Regions from separate parts of the Homo sapiens genome. Here region 1 is linked to region 2. The links are chromatin contacts, found by POLR2A ChIA-PET in ENCODE. All regions are on one chromosome and are shown on one strand. The core of a region is the stretch at or near the end of the contact, and the rest is flanking DNA. Distances in the headings are between cores, read along the strand shown. Region 1 overlaps SLC12A5 (solute carrier family 12 member 5). Region 2 overlaps UBE2C (ubiquitin conjugating enzyme E2 C).

Region 1 (6,967 bases), core at 2,916-5,415, 240 kb after region 2:
AACCTATGTCACTCCCTAGATCCAGAGTATCACAGATGAGTCACGAGGCTCAATCCGGAGAAAGAATCCAGCCAACACGCGGCTCCGCCTGAACGTCCCAGAAGAGACGGCTGGTGACAGTGAAGAGAAGCCAGAGGAGGAGGTGTGCAGCTTGGGTGGTTTGGCCCCAACCAGTGGGAGCAGAGCCCTTGGCCTCCAAAGGACTCAACTGCCATCGCTTCATTCATCCCTCAGGTGCAGCTGATCCACGATCAGAGTGCTCCCAGCTGCCCCAGCAGCTCCCCGTCCCCAGGGGAGGAGCCTGAGGGGGAAGGGGAGACAGATCCGGAGAAGGTGCATCTCACCTGGACCAAGGACAAGTCGGTGGCAGAGAAGAATAAGGGCCCCAGTCCTGTCTCCTCTGAGGGCATCAAGGACTTCTTCAGCATGAAGCCGTACGGGCCTGGGGGCTAAGGGCTGGGGGCTGGGGTGAGCTAAAGGGTCTTGCTCCCCATGGCAGAGCAAGAGAGCAGAAGGCATCCTGGTCTGTCAGCCTGCAGACCCAGCTCAGACATTGTCTTGGTTTCTCCATCTGAGGACTTAGGGGGTTGGGCCCCATTGCTAAGTCTCAGAATTCCCAGTTGCAGGCAGCGGAAAGGTGAAGGGTGTGGGGGCTGGCAGAGCAGGACTCAGGGCAGATGACCATGGCCCAAGCCCCCAGTGTCTTCCTCTTTTTCTGACTCTGCTCTTTTTCTTTCTCTCTTTGCATCTCTTGTGTTTCCTGAAGGGAGTGGGAGAACTTGTAAGTGCTTCAGCATTTTTTCATTCTCTCTCCTAGGATGGCCAGGGTCCCTACCCTCCTCACTCTGTTGTGAACCCCTAATTGGTGCCACGACCTCTGGGATCTCTGAATAGCCTAGCCTGGAGATGTTTAGGATTGGTGGTCCTAGGCTTGCAAGAACCAGTCCCCAGCAGCCCAGTTCGGGCTGGAAGGGCGACTGGCTCCAATCTTCTCTACCCCCCCGGCTCACGCGGTCTCCACTCCTCCTTCCTGCCGCAGGAACCAGTCCAACGTGCGGCGCATGCACACGGCCGTGCGGCTGAACGAGGTCATCGTGAAGAAATCCCGGGACGCCAAGCTTGTTTTGCTCAACATGCCTGGGCCTCCCCGCAACCGCAATGGTGATGAAAACTGTATCCTGGAATTAAAATTGGGGGAAAGAGGGAGGTGGACGTCAGGGAATCTGGGTCCTGTCCCTGGGATGGAAGAGCTGAGCTGTTCCTGCCTCCGGATCAGCACCTCGGACAGGGACACGGGCGCGAGAGGTCCCCTGGCAGCCGAGCGCGACCCCAATTTCGTCGGGAGGGAAGGAGACCGGGTCTTTCTCCTTGACCGGCTCTCAGACATGGAGTTTCTCGAGGTCCTCACAGAGCACCTGGACCGGGTGATGCTGGTCCGCGGCGGCGGCCGCGAGGTCATCACCATCTACTCCTGAGAACCAGGACCTGCCACCCGGGCCCGAGCGCGCCCGGCCCGCGGCTCCGGAGCCCTCGCCGCGCCCCCCGCCGCTGTCACCGTTTACATACAGACCCTGTGCCCGTGTCCTGGCCCCTTACCCCGCTGCCTGAAGCCCGGAGGCCACGCCTGTTGGGGCTGATTCGGAGAGGGCGCCCCGCCGCGCAGAGACCAGAGCTCCTCAGTGCCAGTTTGGCCCCTGGGTCTTCGCTGCCCTTTTTCTAAGCCCGGCCTCGTCTCGCCGGAGGAGACGCTGCAATAAAGGTTGGGAGAAGGCGCGGAAAGGAGAGGAGCTGGGGCCTTGGGGACCCCCAGGTAGTCCATGCGGCCCATTCCTCCCCTTCCCACTCCCGCCGCGGTCCTCGCTCTGCGCTCCTCCGGCGCTGCTCCCTGGCTCCCGGCGGCCCGGAGGCCCGCGGGGTGGGAAGGCCGCGCTTGCCGTCTCCGCCGCCCCTTCTCGCCGAGCCGTGGGGCGCGGGCGGCCGAGCCTATACATAGTGTACAGGAGACATCGCGTGTATTTTTAACGTCCCCATATTTATGTGACTAGAAGCGCAACAGACTTCTCGCCATAGTCGAGCTCTCCCGCTGGGGGCACTGCGGGGAGGCGAGGCCTCGGGAAGCTGAATTTTCCTTGACGTCCAAGAGTTTGAGAGCGAAAGTGCTTTAGGCCCAGGCGGGGGTCGTGGCCTCGTTCCCTCGACACCTCCGTCCTGCTCTCGCCTCTTCGCCCTTTCCGCGCGCCCTTGGCTTCCCACCCTCCTCTCCAGTCCTTTTCCGAGATGAGGTGAGACAAGGGTCCAACTTTTCCTGGATTCGCCTCCCAGCGGACGTGAGCTTCCACTGCGGCTGCAGAGACGCGAGCAACCTCTTCTCATCGGCTCTTATGCAAGTTGGGGCCAGGATAGGGGAGGGGTGCTCCTCAAGAGGAAGAAACCGAGAGGCCCGCGCCCCACCGAGGAAGCCCCGCCCCGGTGCCTTCGCTGGGGAGCAGGCGTCTCTCCTCAGTCGGCTTGTCGCCTGCTCCCCGTATCCCATGGCTCCTCGCCAAAGACTGAAATTGTGGAGCTGGAGGGCGCCCCCTCCCCGGAGTTTCCTCCCTGGGACAAGTGAGGGAGGAGGGGGCCGATTCTGGTTTAGGGGCCGGACCCACTGAGAGGCCCCAGAGCCGCCCGTGATGTTCCTCCCCCGTCCCCATCTGGCAGCTCCTGTCTCGCCTGAGGGACCCAGCCGCCTTCTCCGTGCTCTGGGGCCGGGCCTCGCTGCTTAGCAGCGGCCTCTAGCTCCGTCTCCCGGGGACCTGGGCCTGAGGGAGGGCTGGAGTCGCACGCGCTTTGTCCTTAGCGCCTGTCTGCTCTCCTCTAACTAGGACCCAGGGCCTTTGGCTTCCCCAGCTCATCCTTGGCCCTTCCGCTCCACCAGCCTGGTCTGAGGCGTGCTCTGTCCTTAGAGAAGGCGCGGTGGCCGGGTTCCCTTCCCCTAGGGCACATTACTAAGGGGGTCAGGCACTGCATGCTCGTTCCAGCACCATCTGGGACTGGGTACAGTACCTCCAGCCCCAGGGCCCTGACCTGCGCACCTAGCTTGACATCTCACGCACCTCCCAGAGCTGGCGCCACTGAGTAATCCGGACCTCACCACCTCTTTTCCTTTGAGCCCAAGGCAGAGCTGGAGCTGGCGCCACCCAGACAGCGTCAGGTGTGGCTGGGGTAGGTTTGGAGGTCTGCCAGTTACACCAAGTCCCCTCTGAGATTCGATCAGGGGACTGGATAGATTCTTTCAGGTACTCAATCAGGAAGCTGGAGGTGTTAGACACCAGCCCCCTGCATCCTTCAGTAGACCTCCCTCTGAACACCACAGCCAGGTCCTGCCTTCTGGGGGCCTGAATATTCCAGAGCTGATGTGATGGGCTGTGCAGAAGGGGGCTGTATCAACATCAATTAGGGAACCAAAGTTGCACTATCTGGGCCCAGATTGTCTGGTTGGCAAGAGCAAAGTTTCCGTTGATGAAACAGACATCCCACAACAAAAACCCAAGTTTTCTGTGCTACATGTGCAATATTTGTTATGAATGTTATCACAAGTCATTCATCAAGTTATCTTTATAATCACTGTAGTTAGATGTTTCATGTCCATTCAAGTGACTTTTATTCTGAGTGCAATATTTCAATAGCCTTGTAGTGATAACTAGTGTTGCTTTTGTTTTAGATGATCTATGTGCAGGGCAATGCAATGAAGTTGAAAACCCTTGTAAATAGGAGAGGTTGCAAACCAAATCAAGAGTATTTATTACTATTACTGCTATTATTATTAGGCCTGCCTTTAATTTTCAGTGTAAGTGTTCAGTATGCCGCATCCTGCCTCAGTATTGATCTTGTGTTCTTTGTGCCAATATGAAAAGGAGAGGGTTGGTTCTTTCCTTTATTGTTGAATGCTCCCATTTAATGCTTTATGGCTTTTACTGTGTTACTTTTTTAGACTCCCGTCTGCACAAAATGCAATAAAAATAATTTTATTATACCCTTCATGGCCTGAGATGTGCTGTTTGGACACTCCAGGGGGCCCTCCAGGAGGACCCCACACTCTTAAATCAGAAACACTGACCACCGACAGAAGAGATGGGCTAATGGCCCAGGTCTGGTGATCTAATTTATCCACCGATAGCTCCAGGGCCCTGGCCTGGAGAGCAGCACTATCATCTCCTAAGAGACTGGCAGGCACTTACTAGGTGTCAGGCTGCACTGGCATCTTCTAGGAGGTAGTGAGCACTTTCTAAGTGTAGGTGTCAGGCTGCACTGATACCCCCAGGAGGCAGTGAACACTTAACTGGTGAGGCTCAGTGCTCTTGGCACGTTGGTCCCTAACTCACTGGAGGCCTGTGCCACCCACTTCACCACACCCACCCCAAGTTATTAAATGCTCTTCAAGGCTCCTTCAGGTTCTATGAATTCTGCCAACTCCCTGCACAATGGGTAGAACAGAGGGTGGCAACTGAGACAAAATGAAAACAGGAAGTGCCCCCCTACCAATGGCCATTAACCACAAATGGCCTCCTCACATCCTGTTTTCCTTTCCTAGAATAAGAGGACAAGGCTGCTGACACAATGAATGTCTACCAGAAGCAGGATGTTGAACACAGCACTATAATTAGCCAACAGGCCTTTGCTCTGAACTGTTATTAAAGCCTCTAAGTGAGCTACCTATGAAGAGAAGGCAGGGTTCAAAGAGGTTTGAGGCCGGATCATATGCTGAGGACAAAAGGGGGCAGACCAGAGTCCTCGAGACAGGAGCCCTCACCTCTGACTTGGGGAAAGCATCCTGCAAAGAGCATATTCACACCCAAAAAAGATGAACAAAGCTTTTACTTTTTTCATTTTAATTAAAAAGTAATCATTTCATTTTATTAACAACACAAGAGTTCCAAAGAGGAAAAAAAAAACCACTATATAACACAAACAGGTCAGAACATAAAATGCTGCCATTTGGGGACCTTGAATTTTGAAACCATTGTTTGCTTAACCACTGGCAGGGACTCAGCTGAAGTCGCTGCTCTCCCTCACCCCTGCTAGAGGACCTCAAGACTGTGATCCACAGGGCTCTACTGAGCACAAACCCTGGGGAGAGGGCAGCTTCCTGGGGCTCCATTTAGAACCACAGCCAGAAACCCTCCTTCTAACAATTTCACTCTGGTACAAAAGTCGCGAACAGCCACCCATCTCGAGAACATGTCCAGCTACCAGAAGTCTGACATCAAAGTGGTCCCTACCTCCTGCTGCTCAGGAAACAGAATAAGAGTCTAGACAAAAACAAGAGCCTGGGGTTTTGAGCCAAAAGCCCAAAACAAATCACTGAAGAAACGGGTGTTCACGGCCAGAGTCTCAGAACCAACTTCATGGAAGTGCTGCTGGAGAGGGGGATGCTGACAGAACTGGTTAACAGGGAAGAGTGGTGGGGCCCAGATTCACAGTTTGTGGTAACTGCTGCTGACTGGAGCTGTTCAGTCCATTGGAGATCTTCCAATGAAATGAAAACAAAAAAGAAAAGAGAAAAAAACAAAAAACAACCTTGGCTCAGAGAGAAAAATTCTTTTTTCTGTGGCTGCCATGGCCATTCCTCAACAATCCAGAGTGGCTGATTTATGAATCCTCAAGCAGACCCCAAACATATGGGGTGAGGGTATGATGACACTGTGCCTGCCAAGGCCAGTTTGCTTTTCTTCAACTCTAGGCAGGAGTTGCAGGCAGGAGCTTGAGCTCTGGTCAATGTGTATGAAGCTGGAAAGCCTTGGTAGGTTCACAATGAACAAAGGTGGTGGCTACTGACATGACAAATGCCATTCCAAACTTGGCTAGCTGGGCCTGGCTCCAAATCCAGTAGAAACAGGGACCGGAGAAACCCCATCAAATACAAGCCCAGACACCTGTACTGCCCCCGGAGATATTTATTTTCTACAAAACAAAAAACAAAAAAAGATACAGCCCCAAATGCAGTATAAACTTTGTAAGGAATAAGCAACACAGCCTTGGGCAGAAGAGAGAGCAGGTGGTAGAAATTGATGACACTCGATGCCGGCCTGGGAGCGCAGAGAACATCCTCCAAACAGCTCTATTTAGAACAAGTAAGTGGGAGGAGGCCAGGGGATGAGGGGACTGGGGAGAGTTGAAAGATTTAGCTTCAGTAATGCCTCTGGTAAGATCCCATGGGGGCCTGTGGCTGCCCCATCTGTGCTGTGGTCTGGCTAACCAGGTGGGAGAGAGCAGGGCCACTCTGGATCAGGGTATCCAGAGCCTTCTGTACACTTGGATTGTCAAAGTTGATACCTGTGGAAGACACAGGCCTCTGGCTAGTCATGTTGCTAGCAGGTGCCAGGCGACTGGAAGGCTGGCCAAAAAGCCCTTGGGAAGGAGCCCCAGGTCTGGGGCCCATGTTCTGAGCAGATCCTCCCTGTCCCAAAATGCTTGGAGGCTGATTGCCAGAAGCCTGTGATCTTTGTTGAGGCTGGCTGTTTGCTGCTGTGGAAAAATTCTGGTTTGGGGTGTTTCCGGCAGCAACCGAGGGGGATGCAGAGCTGCTATTGGCCGTCACTGTGCCACTATTGAAGAGGCTGAGGATTTTGGCCTGAAGCTCTTGCTGGGAGGTGGGGGGTGCAGATGGAGTGGGTGTAGCAGAGGGGAGCACTTGGCCGCTCTGGAGCGGTTGGGAGCTTGGCTGTGTCTTCAGCGAGGCACCCGAGGTCGCCCCGAGTGGTTGGCGGGAAATCGGGCCTGGAAGACAGAAGAGGGAGGTATCTGGTTCAAAGTACCCCCCAAGGGCAGGAGGCCTAGCAGCCAAAGGAAGAACAACAATCACTGAGTCACATCAATCATACAGTACACAGACGATAACATCAATTTCCCAAAGAGGCCGCTTCATGATATGTGCTGTTTACAGAAAACAATAGGCTAGTTCCCCTAGAGAACTGCTAAAAAACAA
Region 2 (6,946 bases), core at 2,196-4,695:
GTGTATGTGAGCATATATATATATATATATATATATATATAAAATTAAGGGGAAAGCTCACCCACTGACCTTTGCTATGCCCAAAAGTGTACTCCACATTCCAACAAATGTGTTTTCTCCCCAGATGTCTGGCGATAAAGGGATTTCTGCCTTCCCTGAATCAGACAACCTTTTCAAATGGGTAGGGACCATCCATGGAGCAGCTGGAACAGTAAGTGTAGGGCTGGGATGGGTGAGTGAGTCTGGGGAAAGGTGGGAAGTGAGATCCAAGTGCGAGCTCTGCTTCAAGCCTTTGGCGGAGCAAGACACTCCTCCTGTGACTGTTTACATTCTCTGAGCCATGTGGCCTTGTTCTTTCCCTCTGTGCAATAAAGGGTGGGTTTAAAGCAGGGCTGCCTATCTTAGATGTTTACATGGGGGGACAGACAGCAAGGAAATGGATGAAGTGAGGACTTTGGCCAATAGGGCCAGATCTCAAGAAGGCAGCTTCCCATTGCTGCAGATCAGGTTTAAGATGAGTCAGAAGTCCAAATCTGTGCCAAATCTAATTTTTACGTATTAGCAACTAATATTCTTTTTTTTTTTTTTTTGAGACGGAGTCTCGCTCTGTCGCCCAGGCCAGACTGCGGACTGCAGTGGCGCAATCTCGGCTCACTGCAAGCTCCGCTTCCCGGGTTCACGCCATTCTCCTGCCTCAGCCTCCGAGTAGCTGGGACTACAGGCGCCCGCCACCACGCCCGGCTAATTTTTTGTATTTTTAGTAGAGACGGGGTTTCACCTTGTTAGCCAGGATGGTCTCGATCTCCTGACCTCAAGATCCACCCGCCTCGGCCTCCCAAAGTGCTGGGATTACAGGCGTGAGCCACCACGCCCGGCCAGCAACTAATATTCTAATTGAACTAAAGCACAGGATGCCAATTTACAATCCTTAGACCAAAGAGTCACTGATGTCTCCACCAGATAAGAGGAAAGCATCAGGCTAGGCATAGTGGCTCACACCTGTAATCTCAGCACTTTGGGAGGCTGAGGCAGGCAGATCACATGAGCCCAGGAGTTTGAGACTGGCCTGGGCAACATGGTGAAACCCTGTCTCTAAAATAAAAACTAAACTAAAAAAACTTTTTAAAAAGGCAGTGGGGAGCATCAGAACCAGCTCAACAGTTTGTCTACTGTCCGGTCCCAGAGAAACTCAAGATTCTAGCAAGCCCCTTGTGTGGGGCTTGGGTTGGGACATGAGGCTGCTGCTGGAGCTTACTCTGCAACTGTTTCTCCAAATGCCAGGTATATGAAGACCTGAGGTATAAGCTCTCGCTAGAGTTCCCCAGTGGCTACCCTTACAATGCGCCCACAGTGAAGTTCCTCACGCCCTGCTATCACCCCAACGTGGACACCCAGGGTAACATATGCCTGGACATCCTGAAGGAAAAGTGGTCTGCCCTGTATGATGTCAGGACCATTCTGCTCTCCATCCAGAGCCTTCTAGGAGGTGACTTTAGAGACCACCCCTCCCCTCCATGCAACTTGGGAACCTGTCAGGACTCCCTGGGGTCAGCCTCTTCTACCGCCTTGACCTTCTCTTTCTCTCCACCCACAGAACCCAACATTGATAGTCCCTTGAACACACATGCTGCCGAGCTCTGGAAAAACCCCACAGGTGAGTCCTCAGTCCTTGAGCCCAGGGTGATCCCTCCCCCAACCTTCAAAGGCTCCCTCAAACAAAAGGAGCCCAGTGACTTGGGACCGGGTTGGTTGGGGCAGGGTGGAGTGTCGGCAGCAACCCACTTCTGTTTCTGCCCCAGTGCTCCTATTTGCTATAAAATAGCAATTGTTTTATAGCAGAATAAAAATGTTTGGCGATAAATAATTTTGGGAAATTATTGGTGAGACCAAGGCAGGAGGATAGCTTGAGGCCAGGAATTCAGTAGAGTGCCTTGCCTGTGCCCTCCAGTCTCACTGGAAGCAAGCCCTTCCAGGAGAGCTGCCTAGATGGGCAGTGCAGGGAGAATGCCGGGCTGGGAAACCAGCCCCTCCTCCACCTCCTCCGACCTTTGCATCCCTGGTCCAGCTGCCTCTTGCCCACCTTAATTCATCCTGGGCCAGGCACAGTGGCTCATGCCTGTAATCCTAGCACTTGGGGAGGCCGAGGTGGGTGGATCACATGAGGTCAGGAGTTTGAGACCAGCCTGGCCAACATGGTGAAACCCCGTCTCTACTAAATACAAAAAAAATTAACCGGGTATGGTGGTAGGCACCTGTAGTCCCAGCTACTCAGGAGGCTGAGGCAAGAGAATCACTTGAATCTAGGAAGCAGAGGTTGCAGTGAGCAGACATCATGCTATTGCACTCCAGCTTGGTCAACAGAGTGAGACTCCATCTCAAAAATAATAAATAGTAAAGATTAACTCATCCTGTCTCCATCACTCACTGAGACCTGCCTGTTCTCTTCCAGCTTTTAAGAAGTACCTGCAAGAAACCTACTCAAAGCAGGTCACCAGCCAGGAGCCCTGACCCAGGCTGCCCAGCCTGTCCTTGTGTCGTCTTTTTAATTTTTCCTTAGATGGTCTGTCCTTTTTGTGATTTCTGTATAGGACTCTTTATCTTGAGCTGTGGTATTTTTGTTTTGTTTTTGTCTTTTAAATTAAGCCTCGGTTGAGCCCTTGTATATTAAATAAATGCATTTTTGTCCTTTTTTAGACAAGTTGTTGCGTTGTAATTTCACTAGGGTTGGAGGTACTCAGGGTAGGCAGAGGTGGAACTTAAGGATGTGGGGCCAAGCAATGGGGTGACAAAGATTTATTCCCTTGTACCTTATTTTATGACTCTGCATCTGTTTCTTCATCTATAAAATGAGTGTCACAATAATGCCTCCTGTCTATGGAGTCGGTGATGTGTACCAGCAATGTTAGTGAATGTTGGAGCTCCCTCAGCTGTGTTGCAGATGAGGCTGAGCCAGACCTTAGGCTGAAACCTACTCCTATAGCTGTAGAAGGAACAAGCGTGTGTGTTGGGGGGGGGATCCCAACACACAGCCACCCATGTTCTGTCCTGAAGAAGAATGCTTAGGTCACCCTAAGCAGGTCCAGGGCCTGGGGAGACAGCCAGGAAAAAAGCCCCTTCCCTGGCAGGACTCAGGTCTGAGCTCTGGTCTCCAGGCTCTAGCCCAGGTCCCCGGTGGAGCTCCACCTCCAAGGGGGCACAGTCGCCTCCTGCTGCATATCCCCCAGGGAGCCCCCAGCCCCTTGGGCTGCCTCTTTCCCCTGGCCTGATGAAGGCTCCAGTCTTTGAGCCCCTAGGAGGAAACACCCCTGCTGACCAGCTGGGTCCCCACAAGGGTCGGCAGGTGGAAGAGTAGGTTGAAGTGATAGGGCCCCCACAAAGCCCTTCAGGAAGATCTCCAAGGTAGATAAGCAGCATCCAGATGTGCTCCAACCTTGCACCCAACTCCTTCAGGTCTGTTAGCAGCTGGTTGGTTGTGCAAGCCTGAAGCGGGAGGGGTTTGGGATTGGAAGTTGGGTCCCTTCATGTCTATAATTGTGCTCTTAGGTCTCTCCTCTTGGGTTTTTTCTTAATCTAACATTCATACAAATACACTTGGGATCTTGTTAAATTCTTTTCTGTAGGTGTGAAGTGGAGCCTAAGATCCAGTCTGTTTATTTATTTTGGTTTCTAAATAGTTTCCAAGTGATGTCATTGCTGCGGTCTGCTTAAGAACAAAATTTAGAGCAATGTTCTTAGAATGTGGTCCTTCCAGCAGCAGCAGCATCACCCGGAACTTGTTAGGCAAATTCTTGACCCCAAACTGCCCTCCAGGTTCTGAAGGTCTCCCACGGTTGAAAATCACTAGGTTAGCGGATACTGGAGAAAACCAGAGCTCAGAACCTGGCACTAAATTAGTCAATATATGCTGGCCAGGGCCGGGTGTGGTGGCTCACTCCCTGTAATCCTAGCACTCTGGGAGGCGGAGGCAGGAGGATTGATTGCTTGAACTTAAGAATTCAAGACCAGTCTGGGCAACACAGTGAGACCCCCATCTCAAATAATAAATTTTAAAAGAAAAATAAATAAATCTTGGCCGGGCCTGGTGGTTCACATCAGCAATCTCAACATCTTGGGAGGCCAAGGTGGGAGGATCACTTGGGGCCAGAAATTCAAGGTTATAGTAAGCTTATCACTCCAGCCTAGGCAGCAGAGTAAGACCTTATCTCTAAAAGAAATGTTTCGAATACTAACTGTGGTGGATGTGTTTTCATCTGCCATGTGGTCCTTGGTCACGGTGTTTGGTACCTTAGATGGCCACATGGCCTGCCTTGGGCCAGTCACAGGTCTAAACTGTAGTTCAGATTCAACTGGTGTTGTCTGGAATTAATCACTGGGAGAGAGTAAAGTTATTTTACTAATGGGGTTGCTAAAAGAGAAGGGAGTCAGTCTCAGCTGCTGGGGGAGCCCGCTGCAGACGGAAGAAAGCCAAGTAGAGACAAACAGCTGGGAGTCGGAGAGATGACATTAACTGAGACTCTGGCCTCCAGTTCATGCTTTGCCATCCCAGTTCGATAAACTAACAAATCCCTTTTTGGTTTAAGTCCGTTTGATTTAGATTTCTGGCACTTGCAACAGAAAGAAGCCTGGTCAGGAAGTATTTGAATTTCTGGTTATTATGATTCCCATTTTATTGAATTCCTACAAGACAAAGGCCCTCTGCTTGGGGCTGGGGACAAAACAGGGAAAATACAGCTCTGCCCTTAAAGAGGCTGGAATTTGGGGGACAGACAGGCCCATCAACAGCGGGGACTGCGGAATAAGTGCCATACAGCCCAGTTATTAAGCTCAGACCAGTCTGGGCACGGTGGCTCATGCCTGTAATCCCAGCACTTTGGGAAGCCAAAGCGGGTGGATCACCTGAGGTCAGGAGTTTGAGACCAGCCTGACCAACATAGTGAAACCCCGTTTCTACTAAAAATACAAAAAATTGGCCAGGCATGGTGGCGAGTGCCTGTAATCCCAGCTACTCGGGAGGCTACGGCAGAAGAATCGCTTGAACCTGGGAGGCGGAGATTGCAGTGAGCCGAGATCGTCCATTGCACTCCAGTCTAGGCAACAAGAGCAAGACTCCATCTCAAAAAAAAAAAAAAAGAAAAAGAAAAGCTCAGACCAGGTAAGCAGAACTGTTTCAGGATCCTGGCTCCACCTCCATGTTGCCCGTAAACATGTAGGCAGTTACATTTAACCTCTCCGTAAAATGAAAATACTGGTACCTACCTCATAAGACAGTGGAAGGACCTTAGAACAATGCCTGGCACATAGTAAGCACTGAATAAATGTTGGTGCTGAACTCACATATTGCTATGTAAGTTCACAGGTGGAGCACCCAATAGAATAGGAGGGTCAGGGAAAGGTTTTTGGAGAAGGAAATTGAGCCCTGAGGGAGATGCACATTCCTTGGATAGCAAGAAGTTCAGGAGTATGTAAGGAGAGGAATACAGAGCTAGGCGTGGTGGCTCACGCTTATAATCCCAGCACTTTGCAAGGCTAAGGCGGGCAGATCACCTGAGCTCAGGAATTCAAGACCACCCTGACCAACATGATGAAACCCCATCTCTACTAAAAATATAAAAATTAGCCGGGCATGGTGGCAGGCACCTGTAGTCTCAACTACTCAGGAGGCTGAGGTAGGAGAATCGCTTGAACTCGGGAGGCGGGGGTTGCAGTGAGCCGAGATCACGCCACTGCTCTCCAGCCTGGCTGACAAGCACAAAACTCTGTCTCAAAAAAAAAAAATAATACAGGATGGGGAAGTCGCATAGATGTCAGGTCATGATAGGCTGGAAGGCCATATTAAGGTACTTGGGCTAGCCTTGGTAACAAAGTGAGACTCCATCTCTACAAAAAATAAAATAACTAGGGGCTGAGAAGGGAGGATCACTTGCACCTAGGAGTTCGAGGCTGCAGTGAGCTATAATTGTGCCACTGCACTTCAGCCTGTGTGATAGGGAGATTCAGTCCTTAAAAAAAAAAAAAAAAAAAACTTGGACTTTATCTTGAGGCAACAGCCAGCTAATGAAGCCTTGAGCAGGGCAGTGACGTGATCAGATTTTTTTTTTTTAAATTTATTTTTTGAGACGGAGTTTCACTCTTGTTGCCCAGGCTAGAGTGCAATGCTACGATCTCTGCTCACTGCAACCTCTGGCTCCCGCATTCAAGCGATTCTCCTGCCTCAGCCTCCCAAGTAGCTGGAATTACAGACATGTGCCACCACACCTGGCTAATTTTGTATTTTTGGTAGAGACGGGGTTTCTCCATGTTGGTCAGGCTGGTCTCAAACTCCCGACCTCAGGTGATCCACCCGCTTTGGCCTCCCAAAGTGCTAAGTTTACAGGCATGAGCCACCACGCCTGGCTTATGTTATTTTTTAAGACAGAGTCTCACTCTGTCACCCAAGCTGGAGTGCAGTGGCGCAATCTTGGCTCACTGCAACTTCCACCTCTTGGGTTCCAGCGATTCTCCTGCCTCAGCCTCCCAAGTAGCTAAGATTACAGGCATGTGTCTGGCTAATTTTTACATTCTTAGTACAGAGGAGGTTTTTCCATGTTGGCCAGGCTGGTCTCAAACTCCTGGCCTCAAGTGATCCGCCTGCCTCGGCTTCCAAAGTGCTGGGATTACAGGCATGAGCCACAGCACCCAGCCTCCATCTCTATTTTAAAATATGTATATATTTCAAAAAAAAAAAAAAAAAGACATCCAGGTAGAACCAATAACAGGTAGATGGCATCAGAATTAAGAGCCTTGTTCCCGTGCACACCACATAGCACATGGCGATACTACCTAGGTTATTATCTGGGTGCCTGTGTACTTCACCTCCCTAGGCCTTAGTTTTCCAACTGTAAAATGGAGATAACAACATCTGCCTCTAGGGATGTTATGTGAGTGAATGAGACAATGTCTGTAAGAC

What was found. ChIA-PET counts read pairs that join two places held with the same protein, here RNA polymerase II (POLR2A).
Region 1: POLR2A ChIA-PET joins it to region 2 with 10 read pairs in activated T-cell. The contact joins two enhancer-like sites. POLR2A ChIA-PET finds 5 or more read pairs at or near these places in 3 of 52 experiments (AG04449, activated T-cell and common myeloid progenitor, CD34-positive).

What each region holds. Positions count from the first base shown.
Region 1 is chr20:46,056,131-46,063,097 of GRCh38, forward strand. SLC12A5 (solute carrier family 12 member 5) reads left to right here. Exons shown (of 26, transcript NM_020708.5): 22 at 20-142; 23 at 235-434; 24 at 767-781; 25 at 1,040-1,173; 26 at 1,384-4,020. The coding sequence ends at 1,475. It overlaps NCOA5 (nuclear receptor coactivator 5), which reads right to left. Exons shown (of 8, transcript NM_020967.3): 8 at 4,861-6,759. The coding sequence ends at 6,170. Among named protein-coding and RNA genes, the nearest start is that of NCOA5, 30 kb to the right of the region's middle. RefSeq lists a silencer at 1,200-1,494. Within about 2 kb of position 4,166, at least 2 of the 41 ENCODE cell types and tissues checked have a DNase peak (open chromatin) inside an H3K27ac peak, as active enhancers do.
Region 2 is chr20:45,814,260-45,821,205 of GRCh38, forward strand. It overlaps UBE2C (ubiquitin conjugating enzyme E2 C), which reads left to right. Exons shown (of 6, transcript NM_007019.4): 3 at 125-211; 4 at 1,282-1,486; 5 at 1,595-1,654; 6 at 2,450-2,693. The coding sequence ends at 2,508. Among named protein-coding and RNA genes, the nearest start is that of UBE2C, 5.1 kb to the left of the region's middle. RefSeq lists enhancers at 4,356-5,004, 6,301-6,946. Within about 2 kb of position 3,446, at least 2 of the 41 ENCODE cell types and tissues checked have a DNase peak (open chromatin) inside an H3K27ac peak, as active enhancers do.